Regions from separate parts of the Homo sapiens genome. Here region 2 is linked to region 1. A link is an interaction called in ENCODE POLR2A ChIA-PET data of the cell type or tissue named here. Cell type or tissue: IMR-90. All regions are shown on one strand. Links, peaks and the distances in the headings refer to the core of each region. The heading gives the core; the rest is flanking DNA.

What was found. ChIA-PET counts read pairs that join two places held together with the same protein. Peaks named below come from ENCODE experiments on the same cell type or tissue, not always from the same donor. Only the 100,000 strongest peaks of a DNase experiment are listed, where the experiment ranks them.
Region 2: POLR2A ChIA-PET joins it to region 1 with 10 read pairs; 2 of 35 experiments call an interaction of 5 or more read pairs at or near these places.

What each region holds. Positions count from the first base shown.
Region 1 is chr6:5,163,047-5,171,382 of GRCh38, forward strand. The region is part of intron 2 of LYRM4 (LYR motif containing 4); the gene reads right to left. All of the region lies in intron 3 of LYRM4-AS1 (LYRM4 antisense RNA 1), which reads left to right. Among named protein-coding and RNA genes, the nearest start is that of MIR3691, 19 kb to the left of the region's middle. In IMR-90, for the core only: a CTCF peak has its summit at 4,941; a DNase peak (open chromatin) is centred at 4,645.
Region 2 is chr6:5,824,233-5,832,568 of GRCh38, forward strand. It overlaps LOC124901250 (a long non-coding RNA gene), which reads left to right and starts at 2,311. Exons shown (of 2, transcript XR_007059424.1): 1 at 2,311-2,373; 2 at 2,912-5,331. In IMR-90, for the core only: no CTCF peak of the experiment used is centred there; no DNase peak of the experiment used is centred there.

The DNA.
Region 1 (8,336 bases), core at 287-8,286:
TCAATAATAGTTACTCTGATACCATAATTTTAATATGGTCCAATGTATTAATTTTTTCCTTTTATGGTTCACTCTTTTGTGTCCTGTTTAAGAAGTCTTTGCCTGCTCCAAGTTTACAAAGGTGTTTTTTGTTTCCTCCAACACTTCATTGTTTCACCATTCCCATTTAAATCTACAATCCATTTCATGTATGGTATGAGGAAGGGGTCAAGACATCTTTCCCTTCAAATAGCAATCCCATTGGCTAAATCCATTTATTGACAAGGCCGTGCCATGCCCACTGCACTGCACGCCACCTTTGACATAATCAGGTGACTGTATAAAAGTGGGTTTCTTTCTGCAGGCTGTTCTGTTTCACCGATCAGTTTGCCTAGCCTCGCACCAACGCCACACTCCCTTCATTACCAGAGCTTTAGAACAGGCTTGGCATCTGGTGGCAGAAGCATTCCAACTTTTTTTTTTTTTTTTTAAGAATTCCTTGGCTGTTCTTGGCCATTTGCATTTTCATGTGAATTTTTGAATGAGCGTCTCAGTTTCTGCAAAAGAAAATTTGCTAGTCCCAGGACTGCATTAATTTTTTTTTTTTTTTTTTGAGATAGAGTCTCACTATCACCCAGGCTAGAGTGGCACGATCTTGGCTCACTGCAACTTCTGCCTCCTGGGTTCAAGCTATTCTCCTGCCTCAGCCTCCCGAGTAGCTGAGGTTACAGGCATGCACCACCATGCCTGGCTAATTTTTGTATTTTTAGTAGAGACTGGGTTTCACCATGTTGGCTAGGCTGGTCTCAAACTCCTGATCTCTGGTGATCCTCGGCCTCCCAAAGTGCCGGGATTACAGCATGAGCCACTGTGCCCAGCCTAGGACTGCATTAAATTTATATATTTGGGGAACATTAACAACTTTATAACATTGAGTATTCTAATCTATAAACATGGAATATGCTGTCATCTATAAATACATGAAAAGGCAATCATCTCGTTAGAGAAATTCAAATTAAAACCACCATATCCACTAGAATTGTTAAAAATAATACAGGAAATACCAAGTATTAGAAAGGATGTAGAAAAGCTAGAATACATGTTGCTGATGGGAATGCATTTTGGCATAACCACTTTGGACAACTGCTTGGTAGTATTTTCTACAGCTGGACACATATGCAAAATCTATGATCTAGCAATTCCATTCCTAGAATGACAGCTCACTAAAGATAAGTATCTGAAAGTTCACATTGGCACTATTCACACTAGCCCAAAACTGGAAACCCCCCAAATGCCCAGCAATAGTAAAAAGAATGAATACATTGTGCTTTATTCAAACCATGAAAAAACATACAGCTCTGAGGATGAACTGTCCACATCTACATGCAGCAATATGGATGAATCTCACAAATAATAATGAGCAAGACTGATCAGATTCCATCTAGATAATATATAAAGACAGCACCACTGTATGAGATTCCTTTTATAGAAGGGAAAAAACAGAAAAACCAACCTATTTCAGAAGTCAGGATAGTGCTGATTGGTGGTGGAGTATAGTGACTGCAAAAAAATTCTAGGTGTTTCTGGAGTGTCAGTAATGTTCCCTTTGTTTATGTGTATTCTGGGTAGATGATATCTTCAGTATATAAAAATCCATATTGGCCGGGTGTGGCGGCTCATACCTGTAATCCCAGCACTTTGGGAGGCCCAGGCAGGCTGATCACTTGAGGTCAGGAGTTTGAGACCAGCCTGGCCAATACGGTGAAACCCAGTCTCTACTAAAAATTTAAAAATTAGCTGGGTGTGGTGGTACACACCTGTGATCCCAGCTACTCAGGAGGCTGAGGCAGGAGAATCGCTTGAACCTGGGAGGCGGAGGTTGCAGTGAGCCGAGATTGTGCCACCACACTCTAGCCTGGGCGACAGAGTGAGACTGTGTCTCAAAAAAAAAAAAAAAAAAAATTTACTAGTGCCAAGAGAAAAAAAAAAGTTATTATGTTCTACAGAAGCTTTCAAAATTGTAAATTAAACATTTTAATGCAGTACTTTTGAATATTATATCTTTCCTCCTATCATGCTGAATTCTTTGTAAGCATACAATTAGAAACATTTTCTTTGTTACTAGTTGAGAAAATGGAGAAATAAAAGTTACACCATATTCCCAGTTTCAATCAGTTTGCCTTAATTTCCCATTCAAATGATCACTTATTGTTCCTACCTGTTATAGCAATTTGTCAATTGCTCTAGCGTGGACACAAGTGTATATCTGTGTTTATTTTTCAAAGAACTGTAATGCAATATCATAAAAAAGGCACAGCAGCTTTAAGTGTTCCTTCAGTTTTTGCAGATTAGTTACACAACTGTCCTTGTTCTAATTTGTTTTTCTCTAGTTTTGTGTCAATGCTAAACTAATCAGTAGATGCAATTACTGAATTCCAGGAGATTCATTTTTAGATATGACATAACCCAATTTCCCAAGAAACTTGTAACAAATGCAAGTTTATTTTTTTTTCCTATTTTTAATTTTTTTTTTTTGAGACAGAATCTCACTCTGTTGCCCAGGCTGGAGTGCAGTGGCGCGATCTCGGCTCACTGCAGCCTCCACCTCCCAGGTTCAAATGATTCTCCTGCCTCAGCCTCCCGAGTAGCTGGGACTAGAGGTGCATACCACCACACCCAGCAGATTTTTGTAATTATACTAGAGACGGGGTTTCACCGTGGTGGCTAGAGTGGTCTCGAATTCCTGACCTCAGGTGATCTACCTGCCTCGGCCTCCCAAAGTGCTGGAATTACAGGCGTGAGCCACCGCGCCCGGCCACAAATGCAAGTTTATATCCTTTTAGTTTCTTTTTTAGAAAATATGGTACTGTGATTGAGCTTCACATATAATTCACTAAAAAATTCTCAAATGAAACTACGAATTATGGAAGAAATTTAGATTATTTAAGCAAACGAGTATACTGAATGGCTAGATGGATAATTTTAGTGTTTTTTTTAAAATTATAAACTTATATAAAACTGTAATTATAACACATATTTCAATAAAAATAAATTCGGACACATGAGAATAGCAAGTGCCGTGAAGAGCTAACCTGAAGAATATGCTGTTCTGTGTTTGTATTTACCTCAGCTTTGGTAATGCATTAAAAACTTAAAATTTTTTAAGAAACACATTACAGTAACTATCACTACAAATAGACTGTGGTAGTTTTGAAAGCCGTTCATAGAAAAACTTTTAAAAACCACATCAAGTATTTAAAGGTTTCATTTAAGAAAGCACAGAAGTTACCTGACATGGCCATATCATGACATAAACAGCGGAGAGCTGAGTGTTTGACAATCATTTTAGAAAGCCCTGTCACGTGATACTCCAGCCCACTGTTTAAGCTGAATAGATCATGCAGTTATTCTTCATTTGTTTTCAAGGTATTCTACTGACTGTTGATTTTGGGGGCAGGGTAGAAAGAGAGCAGACAACATTATTGTATTGAAGCCTTTTCCTACTTGTCCTATTTGTTCTAGGATATCGGTCCAAGAGTAGAAGAGAGAAAAAACCGAGTCATTTTATCCCCAAAATAACCCACGTTGGGATGTATATTATCATCACCACATCAGGTGAGACTTAAGCACAGATGAAACAAATTATTGGTCTGGGTTTCACATGGTTACTTTTGGAGACAGGAGGAAAGTGATAAGTTGCTTAAAATCAAGGAGGAATGAAATATTCTTTTTCAAAAGCTCGCTTGGATGAACTGGGACCATTTGTATGTGAATGAATGAAAGTTGAATTATTCAGAGTGTTTGATTCTTTTCCTTCGATATAAGTTGTTATATTCAAGGGAGAGAAACAAACAACACGTATATACACCTGAAACTTGTCAAAACCAAAAAGCCATTCAAACCAAATCAGTCTTGAACTCCTGAGTTCAAACCATCCTCCTGCCTCAGCCTCCCAAGATGCTGGTTTTATAGGTGAGAGCTGCCGGCCCAGCCCAATGCCTGCTTTGATCACTGGCTTCCAGAAGTTCCTGTTGCCTGAATGATCAGCTGTACTCTCATCACCTGACCCAACCCATCATGAGGCTTGAGGCATTTTGTTCAGTTGGTGTAGATACCTTTTTCCCGTAAGTTCAAATACTTTAATTAAAACAAAAACCTTACATTAGTCTTTTTGTTGTCAGAGTAATATACGCAAGGGATAAAATTTTTAAAAGCACAGAAGGGCATAAAGTTAAAAGCTTAATTTTCCTTCTCTCTTATCCCTCTGGTCACCCTCCCCAAAGATAATCACCATTAATAGTCTTATACCAGAAAATGTCTTGTTCTATGCCTACACAAATACACAGAAACAGACTAATTCCTCCACACTCTTCACTGCCTTCCCTCTTCGCCTATTAATTCCTGTAACACTAATAAGTACACCATAATGTATTTACTTTTCATAAAAGCCTCTATTTTTCAATTCGTTTCATCTTATTTTGCCTTTTTAACAGCAACTCCTTTTATATCCATAATAGCACTTCATGTGGTGCTGGGCACGCAACATAAACGATAAAACCCCTGTCCGATGAATGTTCTTACATTCTGAATCACAAGTAGAATTCACCTTCCTTCTTCTCCTGTCAAGAAGGAGGCATTTCACACACAAACAATGCTGAGCTCGATGTTTCTTAATGGTGTACTCTTCATGGACAGGAAGTCCCTGTTTATTTGGGTTATTAGTAGCTGGGCTCTGATCCAGAGATCCATTTCTAGAGAAATACATTGCATTTTTTTTTAAGCTATGAATGGGGTATACACCTTTTTTTGTTTGCTAATTTGAAATACTCAGCTTCTGATATAACTATGGATAGAAAATAACTATTGCATCTTATACTACCGGGAAAAGACAAAGGAAAAAAAAACTGTTATAAAGCAAGGATGTGTTCAGAGACTAATGGGGCCATGTCAGAGGGACACAGGAACGGGGTTGCAAGGGCTCCCACTGGCGGATGTGGGACAATGTGAACATCAAAAAGAATAAGGATGGTCATGGATTGTAATGTGCTGAATAAGAGAGAATCCATGAATCTATCATGATACTTAAAAAAAAAAAACAAAAAACAGTGGGAGAAGAGAGAGGAAGGAGGAAAGAAGAAGCTCTTCTTTATAAAATAAGGCCAGCTACGTACAAAATCATCTTCTGCAACCACTCATGTAATAAGTAAATCAGGCAAGGGTGATCATCAATGGATGCAAAACGTGGGCAAAACTGCTGCAGAACAGGGTATCAACTAGGTTTCAAATATTACTTGTTAATGACAAGGAGAAAGAGAGATCTCAAGCAAATGCTGAAAGTTGGCATCGCCAATAATGGAACTCACAATACGTGCCTGCAGATGTGACAGAATGGGAAGCACACATCATGCATGCAGTATTCTTGCCAGAAATGTTTAACCTGAACCCAAGCATGACGACAATGAGACACGTCCAGACTGCAGGACACCTGGCTTGGGTTCTCCAAAACCAAAACATCACGAAAGACAAAAACAGGAGAAAGTGGGGGTGTCCAGATTACAGGAGATAAAACAAACATGATAGTCAAGGAGAGCCAATGGACTGACCCTTTACTGATCCTGGATGGGGCAGGGGCAGGGGCAGGGAAGGGCTTGGTGGGGAGTTTGGAGAAATTTGTATTGGATTGTATTTTCCGGCAATGGATAGTATTACTGCATCATTGATAAATGTCTTGGGTGTGACATAGGTACTGTGGTTATGTACGAGAACACGCTTCTTCTTAGGAGACGTATGTTGAAGAATTTAGGGGTGAAGTCTCATTACATGTGCGATTTACTTTCAAATGGCTCAGGCAAGAATATACTGCAAGAGTGACGGTGATAAAGGAGAGGGAGGAGGGCCAGGGCGTGTGTGAATGAGCAAGACCTGGCAAATGTGGCAAACAGTAACAGCTGGTGAACTGGGGAAGGTATATGGGTTTTCATTATATTATTATTTTTATTCTTGAAAATTTGCAATGTAAAAAATTAGGGGGAAAAAAGACAAATGTGCATTTGGCTTGTTCTTTTCTTCATTTTTAACTTTTTTTTTGAGACAAGTTCTCACTATGCTACCCAGGTTAGCCAGAAACTCCTGGGCTCAAGCGACTCTCCTGCCTCAGCCTCTAGAGTAGCGGTGATTACAGGTGTGTGCCACCGTGCCTGGCACTGACTTGCTCTTGCCTGAACACCAAACCTTATCACTTATCTGACAGCAGTCAGATCTGATCATTTTGGAATTCAATGGTGGAGATAAAACTGGCCAGAATAAGAACAAAAGGAAGGAACTGGCACAAACAAAATGCGTGGACAAAAGGCACCTGGGCACACAGGAGTATTTTCAAGCAGGAATCCCTTTTAAGATGAGGAATTACAACGGGACTTTAAATGACGGCCAAGAGTATAGTCAAATAAGTGGAACTGAGCAGATAACTATACAAGGCAAAAATGCAGTGAGCATGGGTTCTAAGGTTACAAATAAATTCAGTGAGTAGGCGAATTTATAAATATGAATAATGAGAATGAGAGTAGACAGTATGTGAAATACACACCTATTTTCATACATATACACCATACACATTTCCCCCTTTATTTAAAACTTCTTTTTCAACTTTGAAAGTGATTCTTGTCTTGGGATACAATTCACAATTTACAATTACACGCTGACTTATTCGCTTGCCTATTTACCGATGATTTTTCTCACTATTTTGTAAGATCCACAGATCACCTTGCATTCTGTGTCTGCTGTGAGCCTTCTATTGGGATTGGAGGGAGGGACCCATGACCAGTGTAGGAGGGAATGCTCCAACGGTAGGATAACTTGAGAAAGCTTTCAGAGAGACAAGCGTTTAAAAAGAAATGGCCAGCAAAGGTGCCGTGGAGGGGTATTACGGACAAGGTACAAACACGGCTATAGCCCAGGGTCACGCAGACAACAACTGGGCAGGCTGACAGAGCTGAAGTGTCAGGGATTTGGTAATGGTTGTGAAAGCAGAATTTTAGGAGAAAAGCCTAGCTTGGCTACAGTGTACAGTGTTGGTTGAAGGCTGAAGAGGTTATGGGATTCCCACCTGGCATCTTTGGATGCCAAAGGGTTTTGGATCTGAGAAAGGGGGCAAGGTAAATGTCAACATCAAATGTTTGTTTGAAAGCAAGCATTTTCATTTTATTTTCCCAGAAAACCTACTGGAATTAGCATACTGACCTATATACGAAAACCAATCATTAGGAAATAGCTAGAAATCAAAGACTTAACTGAAATCCATGGATTAGGTCCATGCCTTAGTGGAATTGTGTGTGTATGTGCACATATATATATATATGCATTTTTCAAGGGGAGTATCCAAAGCTTAGTCAGATTCACAAAGGGCCTGTGACCCAAAATATTCTTGGGTATCAAAAGAGCTTTCTCACTTTATTTCTTTTATTTATTTATTTATTTATTTATTTAATATTTTTGAGACGGAGTCTCGCTCTGTTGCCCAGACTGGAGTGCAGTGGCGCGATCTCGGCTCACTGTAACCTCTGCCTCCCGTGTTCAAGCGATTCTTGTGCCTCAGCCTCGCGACTTTCTTTCTTTTAAATAGGGCTACACGAGTAACAGGGTTTCATCCAGTCTTATACCACAAGAGTAACACAGCAGTAGAATGTTAAAAACAAACACACACCCTTTTCTCCCCAATTGGGGATGTATAAAATCCCTTTATACTGGGTATACATTTTGACCTATCAATTCTACTTCTAATAATCTATCCTAGTGAACAAAGATATAGGATTCACAAAGGTGTTCATCATAGCACCACTTAAAGAAGCAAAAGCTGAAGTGACCTAACGGTCCACCATTAGGGGTTGGCTCAACATATGATGGTTACTGCGTTGAGTGTACCCTATGTGTCCATTTTAAACTGATGATGCAGGCATATTTTTTACTGATGAAAGATGTTAATTTGAAATTAGGAAATAATAAAAGTAAGTTATAAATGATTAGTAGGATTCCATTTAAGGAAAACTATGCATTCATATTTATCTATCTGTGGAATAACATTTTGAAAGGATATACATGAAAATAATATTTCATGATAAAAAGATTATGAATATTCTTTCTACCCTCAAATATTATTACAATAACCACAGATTATCTGTGTAATAAAAAAGCAATACTTCCCTTAAGCCACCCCTCCTAATGCCAACCAAACCCCTAGTCATCCATCTACGTTACATCCCTCTCCAGCTCCTACCCTAACTCTCCTTTCCTGTCAGGCACAACACTAAAACACTGTTTCGGGAGAGTCCTCCATCCCTCCAGCTCCTATGTTTACAACT
Region 2 (8,336 bases), core at 244-8,243, 660 kb after region 1:
CTGTCCCCTGTGAGAGAAACTGACCATGGGATGATGGGTGTTCAGGGCTGCCTTCAGGATGTGGCTTCAAAAGGCAACTGCCCCTGAGTCCCTGTGGTGCTGAGGAAGGTAAGGAATGGGGACAAGGAGGACAATGACCATGCCCCAGAGCAGGCTTCTGAGGAGGTGTCAGGGAGGACTCTCCCCCTGTTTTCACAGGCCCCAAAGTTTGCTGGACGGGCCTGGTGGTGAGCAACAGCGTGGTGTGTTTGTGTTCTTGTGGGAGGTGGCAGGAAACAAGCCCAGAGTCAGGGGAGAATTTCCCCGGGTCACCCACAGGCTAGCACTCAAGACCCAGCAGCAGCACTGGGCTTCAAGCCACCAGCCATCCTCTCCAGATGCTGCTCCCTCAACAGGAGAGCAGAAGGCTCCATTCCACCCCACCATCAGTGCCTCTTCTCAGAGTGAAGCTCACTAACTTCTCAGAGTGAGGCTCACTAATGTTCACTAACTGAGCCTTGAAGCACACTTAGGGGAGGCAAGAAGGAGGAGCGCCAGGCCCTGAGTCCTGGGGAGAAGTGACGCTGAGCACCGTTTCTGTACTAAATGCACATGAATCAACTTGCCACTTCCTCTAGCTCAGGACTTGTCCCTGTCACCTTTTTTTTTTTGAGATGGAGTTTCACTCTTTTTGCCCAGGCTGGAGTGCAATGGCGTGACCTTGGCTCACTGCAACCTCTGCCTCCCGGGTTCAAGTGATTCTCCTGCTTCAGCCTCCTGAGTAGCTGGGATTACAGCCCCCACCACCATGCCTGGGTAATTTTTGTATTTTTAGTACAGATGGGGTTTCACCATGTTGTCCAGGCTGACCTCGAACTCCTGACCTTAGGTGATCCACCCACCTCGGCCTCCCAAAGTGCTGGGATTACAGGGGTTTGCCACTGTGCCCGGCCATCCCTGTCACCTTTAAACAGCATTGTCCACAGCTTAATGTCTGCAGGGCCAGAGCATGGCCTCTCTCCATGTTCCTGTGAAGAGCCTTCATTGGAATCATCCTGGGCCATAGAGCTTTAACGTGCTGTCCAGCTAGCCCCTCCACTAGGGCAGCAAGGAGAAAGAAGCTTATTTATTTATTTATTTATTATTTATTTATTTTAAGTTAAAGCAACAGCAACTCAACTAAATGGCAAGGAAACAAATCCAGACAGTCCCCCACTTATGATGTTTCCATTTACAATTTTTCAGCTTTACGATGATATGAAAGTGACATGCATTCAGTAGAAACCATACTTCTATACCCATACAACCATTATGTTTTTCACTTTCAGTACAGTATTCAATAAATTACATGAGCTATTCAACACATTATTATAAAATAGGCTTTGTGTTAGATGATTTTGCCCAATTATAGACTAATGAAAGTTCTGAGCACACTTAAGGTAGGCCAGGCTAAGCTATGATGTTGGGTAAATTAGGGGCATTAAATACACTTTTTAATTTTAATATTTATTTATTTAGAGACAGGATCTCACTCTGTCACCCCGGCTGGAGTGCAGTGGCTCCATCTTGGCTCACTGCAACCTCCACCTCCCGGGCTCAAGTAATCCTCCCACCTCAGCCTCCTGAGTAGCTGGGACCACAGACACGCTCCACTATGCCCAGCTAATTTTTGTATTTTTAGTAGAGATGGGATTTCGCTATGTTGCCTAGGCTGGTCTTGAACTCCTGAGCTCAAGTGATCTGCCTGCCTCAGCCTCCCAAAGTGCTGGGATTACAGGCATGAGCCACCATGCCTGGCCTAAAAATGCTTTTGACTTACAGTGTTACCTACCAACAGTGAGTTTATTGGGACATAGCCCCATCGTAAGTCAAGGAACATCTGTAAATCAATTAAAAAATGGACACAGGACCTGAACAGACATTTCTCAAGAGAAGACATACAAATGGCCAATAGGTGTATGAGAAAATATTCATCATTAATCATCATGGAAATGAAAATTAAAACCATAATAAGATAGCACCTCACACCTGCTAGGATGGCTAAGGATGTGGAGAAAAGCAAACCCTTGCACATTTGGCGGGGATGTAAGTTAGTGCAGCCATTATGGAAAATAATGTGGAGGTTCTTCAAAAAATTAAAAATAGAACTCCCGTATGATCCAGCAATCCCACTACTGGGGATATGTCCAAAGGAAATGAAATCAGTATGTTGAAGAGATATCTGCACTCCCATGTTCATTGAAGCATTCTTCACAGAAGCCAAGACAGGGAGTATCCATCAATGGATGAATGGAAAAAGAAAATATGATGTATATACACAATGCAATACTATTCAGCCTCTAAAAAGAAGGAAATCCTGTTCTTTGCAACATGGGTGGACCTAGAGGACATTAGGTAAGTGAAATAAGCCAGGCACTGAAAGCCAAATACGGCATGATCCCGGTTACACGGGGAATCTAAAAAAAGTCAAACTCATAGAAACAAAGAATAGGATGGTGGTTACCAGGGGTTGGGGGTTGGGGGGCTTGGGGAGATGTTGATGAAAAGATTAAAATTGTCATTTAGACAGGAGGAAGAATTTCAAGACATCTATTGTACAACATGGTGACTACAATTAATATATTGTATACTAGAAAATTGCTAAGAGTAGATTTTAAGTATTCTCATCACAAAAAATGTATGTGAGGTAATGCACGGTTAATTAGCTTGGATCAGCCATTCTACATGTCAAAATATCAAAACTTGCTGTACACACAAATGCATACAATTTTGTCAATTAAAAAAAGTTACGGATTTTATCTAGACAAAAACAAGAGATATAAGAGAACAAACCAACACCAGCAGCCACTGTGACCATTTGAGCCCACCCGTGGGGGGACTGGTACTTTACACGTGTTGTATCTTTTCTGGCTCTCTCTCTCCAACCCTGCAGGGCAGGTGGCATCTCTACTTAACCATGAGGGAACAGAGGCTCAGCCAGCATGTTGAGACACCAGAATTCAAAAGCCCAGTATCCTCCCAGGACTCCATTAAAGCAGATGTGCAGAAGGCAGTACGGCCGGAGCACAACCAATGCCCCTGGGGGAGGCCCACGGGACCGTTAGGAAAATAAGACAGGCACAGGAAAGAGATGTCCAGCGTCTGAAGACAAAGCCACAATGAAAGCCACCATTCTGGGGTTGGGAAGGTAAAGAACTTCAAACCAGATAAATGAAGACTGCAGAAGAAAGAGGAAGAAATGGAAGTTGCTCTCTGACAGGACAACATGAATTTGGCAAGGGGTGGATTAGGCCGAGTGCTATCCACGGTGATGAAACACAGCAGCCGGTAGTCATGAAATATTTATGAATGGGGAGAGGATGCTGCATTCTGCAGTGCAGCACAGGGGAAACCGAAGTTTCAAGAATACTGTAATAGCAAAACCCTCCATTAATTATCGGAAGCAAGCTGTAATGCCAGTTCCTATGGCAACAGGGTCCCCAATGGATTTTGTGCTTTTTTTTTTTTAAGCTGCTCCCATTTACTATGGTACATTGCATTTATTTTCTATCGGAGGTTTTGTGCTTGTCTTCTGCAAATGAATTCATCCTGTCCTCACAGTGGCTGGTGTGGAGACCGACAGGCTGGGGCCTGGGGAAGGTTAAAGATTATGCAACTTTGAGCTAAATGCTCTGTAAGCACATTGATGACTGCTATGAGCACCTTCACTTCTGAGGGGAAAAGGAGGGGAGGGCAGGAAAGAGGTGTGGAAGGGAATAACTAGGGTGCATGGCTAATTAGAGGGCATCTATCCCAGCCCCCACACGCATGGTCTTTGGAATCCAGGCTTGCACCAGGGAAGAGTCCTTGAACCCAGCTGGGCTCTCCAACAACGTGCCTGCTGCAGCTGCAGTGGAAGCTGATAATTGCTCAGAAAGCTCAGACACAGAGTCCTCTGGGGTAAGGGTGCTGGAGAGAACAGTGGCTTGGTTCCCAGAGGAGCAGGCTGCCCCTCCCAGAGAAGCACTCCACCTGTAGGCCCAATCTCTCTGCACCGCCCCCCCCCCCCACATTGCTTATCAGCTCCCCCTCAGTGTGAAGTGGGAGTTTAATCTGGTGGCCCTTTGAATGCGGGTCTTCCAGGGGAGATGTTCTGTGTTTGCCTGGCCATGGGCTGCTGTTCACAGAAACATTCTGTCCCAGGCCACAGGAGCGCCTCAGAGCCACCCTGGGGTGTGGGCGAAGCGGTCAACAGCGGCTTCCTCCATCCTTCCCCGGATGAATGACTGACAAGTTGATGGCGGAGCACCCCGCCGCTCACTCAGGAAGAGGCTGCCTCCAGGTGGGGAGCTTGTACGTTTCCCTCTCAGGGCTGCAGCTGTGGCTTGGGAGGTGTCCTGTCTTTTTGGTGGCCTCATGAGGGCTGTGTGAGTCCTGATAAATGGCATAGGATGGGGAGTCCCCTTAATGGGGGACAGTACAGGTCTCCTGTCCGTGGGGCTATTCCAGGTTAAAAATAGATTCTACCGCTGCAGAATGATTATGCTGGCTCTACTGTGCTTTCTAAGTCACCAAAGGGACTCACAAGCATGTGTGAGTAGAACTGGGAGGATGCCAGAAGAGGGATGAAATAAAAATTGTGTACGTATATGTTTCTTTTTGTGGAATTCTACCTGGAGCCATAGGAGTACGACTTACCACTCAAGAGAAAGGCTGTGCCCAGAGCCAAGGAGGAGCTGTGGAGACGTTTCTCCCAAGTCATCCGTTCTCCCTATTTAGACTTCAACCTTAGGACGGACCTTCAGGCATCCAGGCCACCTACTGACCTCTCTGGCATGGGTGGGAACCGGGAGCTCGTTGGTAAGCAGGAGGATTCAGGACTATCGAGCGAACACCACTTCCTCCGTGGCACGCACCGCGCTGTGTCTTTGGGCTCATCATCTCATCACCTCTGCACAGGAAGATTATCTCCCCCACTTCGTGATGAGGAAACGGAGGCTCCAGGAGGCAAGTCATTGCCCAGGCCACACTGCTCCTCAGAGGCAGAGCTGAGATCAGAACTCACTTCTGTCTGACCCCAAAGCCTGTGCCAAACGCCTTGCTCGCTGGCCTCTTGCAGGGAAGGGCAGTGTCCCATTGCAGCCAGGCCCCAGCACAATACCAGGCTCTGCAGGCCCTGCATCACTTTCCCAAGGCCCAAAGGGGGCACACCACAAAATGCTGGGGGTGTAGGAAGAAGATATCAGAAATTCTAGTTATGATTTCCTCTTATCCTAGTAAAATACCAACTTCTATGTCTGTGTTGTGATGCATTTATGAGCTCAGCAGCACATTTATAGAATTTATAAATCAATAAACCTTCACATTGTGGAATACATGCTCAAGTTTATTTTACTGATATTGGAAGTGAGCAAAAAGACTAGAGTATCATGTTCAAGATAGTGACCAGGGACCACCCCAGGGCTCCTCGGGGACCAGAAAGGATGGCTTGCCGAGGGTGGCCTCCATCTTCCCTGCAGCATTGTTTGTTCCCCGGGATCCTTCCAGGCCCGCTCAACTCTGATCTCAGTCCCCTGTGCATTTCTGTAGGAAGCTCGCTTTTACTAGACCTGAGAGTTCAGGCAAGCCCTGTACCCTCGGGAGGCCGGCTGTGTGCTCTGCTGTTGTTTGCTCTCTATGGGGGCTCTCCAGTGGTCCAGCGGGCATTACAGGAGCACAGGGAGGACGAGGGGAATGGAGAAGGGGGATTGAAGGGCACATACACTTAGACCCCCACCGGCCACCTACAGAAGGCCTGAGGGGACAGCCCTTTCTGAAGTGATGCCTTCCTCTGTTGGGAAGCCAGGAGCCTCCCCTGGTGGGACCCATGAGGCCCTGGGGGTGGGGCAGGGTATGTGGGACGGGCACAGAGCCCCTTCAGTTTCCTTCTCAGGCCAGAATCATAACTGTCCATGCATTCCTTAAAAGCAGAGAGGGACCCTCTTCTTCCCCATCCATCAACAGCCTTCAGAGTCTAATTACATGCATAGAGCTTCAGTTCCCTTCTCTGTAAAATGGGGCTAATACTAATAAGACCTCTTCAGGGCAGTGTGGGAAGTCAATGAAACTCCATCTCTAAAATCACCCAGCAGATCATAGGATCTTGAAGTAAGCACAGTGTTTGGCATACAATAGGCACTCATCAATGCTGGTTCCTTTCACTCTCTGCCACTTGCTGCCTGTGCATGAGTTAACGTCCCAATGCCTCAGTTTCTTCATTTTCAAATGAAAGATGATGCCTATCCTCAACTTCAGATGAGATCAGGCACGTTCAGGGTGGTATGGCCATAGACCCCAACTTCAAAACAACAGGCACATCCATTCAATTCAGGTAGCACCCACCAACTGTACCATGGGCTTAAGAGGCAGGAAGAACATGGTGTGAGCCCACAGCTTCGGGTCCTGTTGCTCACTCTCTGCACATCCTTGTGCAGTTATCTGGGGTCACTTGCTGGCCTTTTTGAGTCTCAGTTTTCTTATTTGTAAGCTGGGGATAGTCATATCTCATTAGATTTTTAGGAGGACTAAATGGGACAATAAATATAAAATGCTCAGCACAAAACTTAGTCTATGGTCAGTGCTCAACAAATATCAGTCACTGATAATAGTAGAACCACCTGGAAATGACACTGTCATTTCCAGGCCCTCATGAGGATTCTCATTTACTCGTCATACTAGCCCTGCAAAATGGACACTATTGCTTCCGTTATACAGATGAGGAAACTGAGGCTCAGAGAAGCTAAGTAACTTCTTCAAAGTTGCCCAGGCTGGGCGCGGTGCCTCATGCCTGTAATCCCAGCACTTTGGGAGGCCAAGGCAGGCAGATTACTTGAGGGGAGGAGTTTGAGAACAGCCTGGCCAACATGACAAAACCCCCTCTCTACCAAAAATATAAAAATTAGCCAGGCGTGGTGGCACGTGCCTATAGTCCCAGCTACTCAGGAGGCTGAGGCAGGAGAATTGCTTGAACCAGGGAGGAAGGGGTTGAGCATGCCACTGCACTTCAGCCTGGGCAATAGAGCAAGACTCTGTCTCAAAAAAAAATAAAAAAATAAAAAAGTTGCCCAGTGACAGAGCCAAGTCTTGCTTTACAAGCCTAGGCTCGCTCTCCTACACTAACTACCTGGCCCCATGCTGCCCAGTCCTGGGCTGGCTGCAGGAGGCTGCTGCATTACCCACCTCAAACCACACAAGCACTGGCAGTAACAAGAGGCCGTAGAGAACCTAGAGTTCTCCAGTGGGTGTGGTTCTCTGGCTGCCGTGGGCTGCCAGGGATCCCTTAGATCACAGACTCCACAGTTCTTTCTTGCCACCTCCAGAAGTGAGGCTGCAGCCCCATGAGCCAGGCAGCAGGAAGGGAGGAAGTCTCGCTTCTTGCCAGACACATTGTTTAACTGCAACAGTCAGTTCTCCAAAAACTCTGCCGGAAGTCCACCCCGGAAACTCAAGGGAGGAAACTGACTGCCTTCTTGGGGTTTTCTTAACTGTGCTTCGTTTTTCTGCTCTGCAGGAAAGATGCAACCTGGGCCAGAGGCCCCTGGAGGCTGTGCCTGACCCCAGACAGATCAGACAAACCCGAGCAGCCATTAGCAGCTGCATGGACTCCTTTGCACTGTGGGGCTGCTCCTGGGGTGCAAGATGTCTTTGTGTGTGTATGGGGTTCGGGGGCTGGGCTGGCTGACTTGCAAAGGACACGCTGTGGCCCAGCCCTGGGCAGCATCCAGCCTGCTTAGGTGGCCTTCTGGGGGCTTGGCTAAAGACACTGAGGCCTTTCTCTGTTTCACCTCCTTGTGCCAACTTGGCTGTGTGTGAATAAAGGAATCACAAGCACACGCCTCTCTGAGTTCACACTTGTGTAAAGTTGGACTGAAGAGCTTGGTGAATCAAAGTTCAAGAAGGGTGACTTTGCCGGACATGGTGGCTCACTCCTGTAATCCCAACATTTTGGGAGGCTGACGGGGAGCAGATCACTTGAACCCAGGAGTTCAAGACCAGCTTGGACAACACAGAAAGACCCTGTCTCTACAAAAAAATTTAAAAATTAGCTAGGTGTGGTGAGGTGTGCCTGTATTTGCAGCTACTCTGGAGGCTGAGGTGGGAGGATTGCTTGAGACTGGGAGGTTGAGGCTGCAGTGAGCTGTGATCATGCCATTGCACTCCAGCTTGAGTGACAGAGCAGGACCCCATCTCTTAAATTTAAAAAAAGGAAGAGAAAGGAGAAGGAGGAGGAGCAGGAGAAGGAGAAGGAGGAGGAGGAGGAGGAGAAGGAGAAGGAGAGGAAGAAGAGGAAGAGGAAGAAGAAGAGGAAGAAGAAAAAGGAGGAGGAGGAAGAGGAGGGG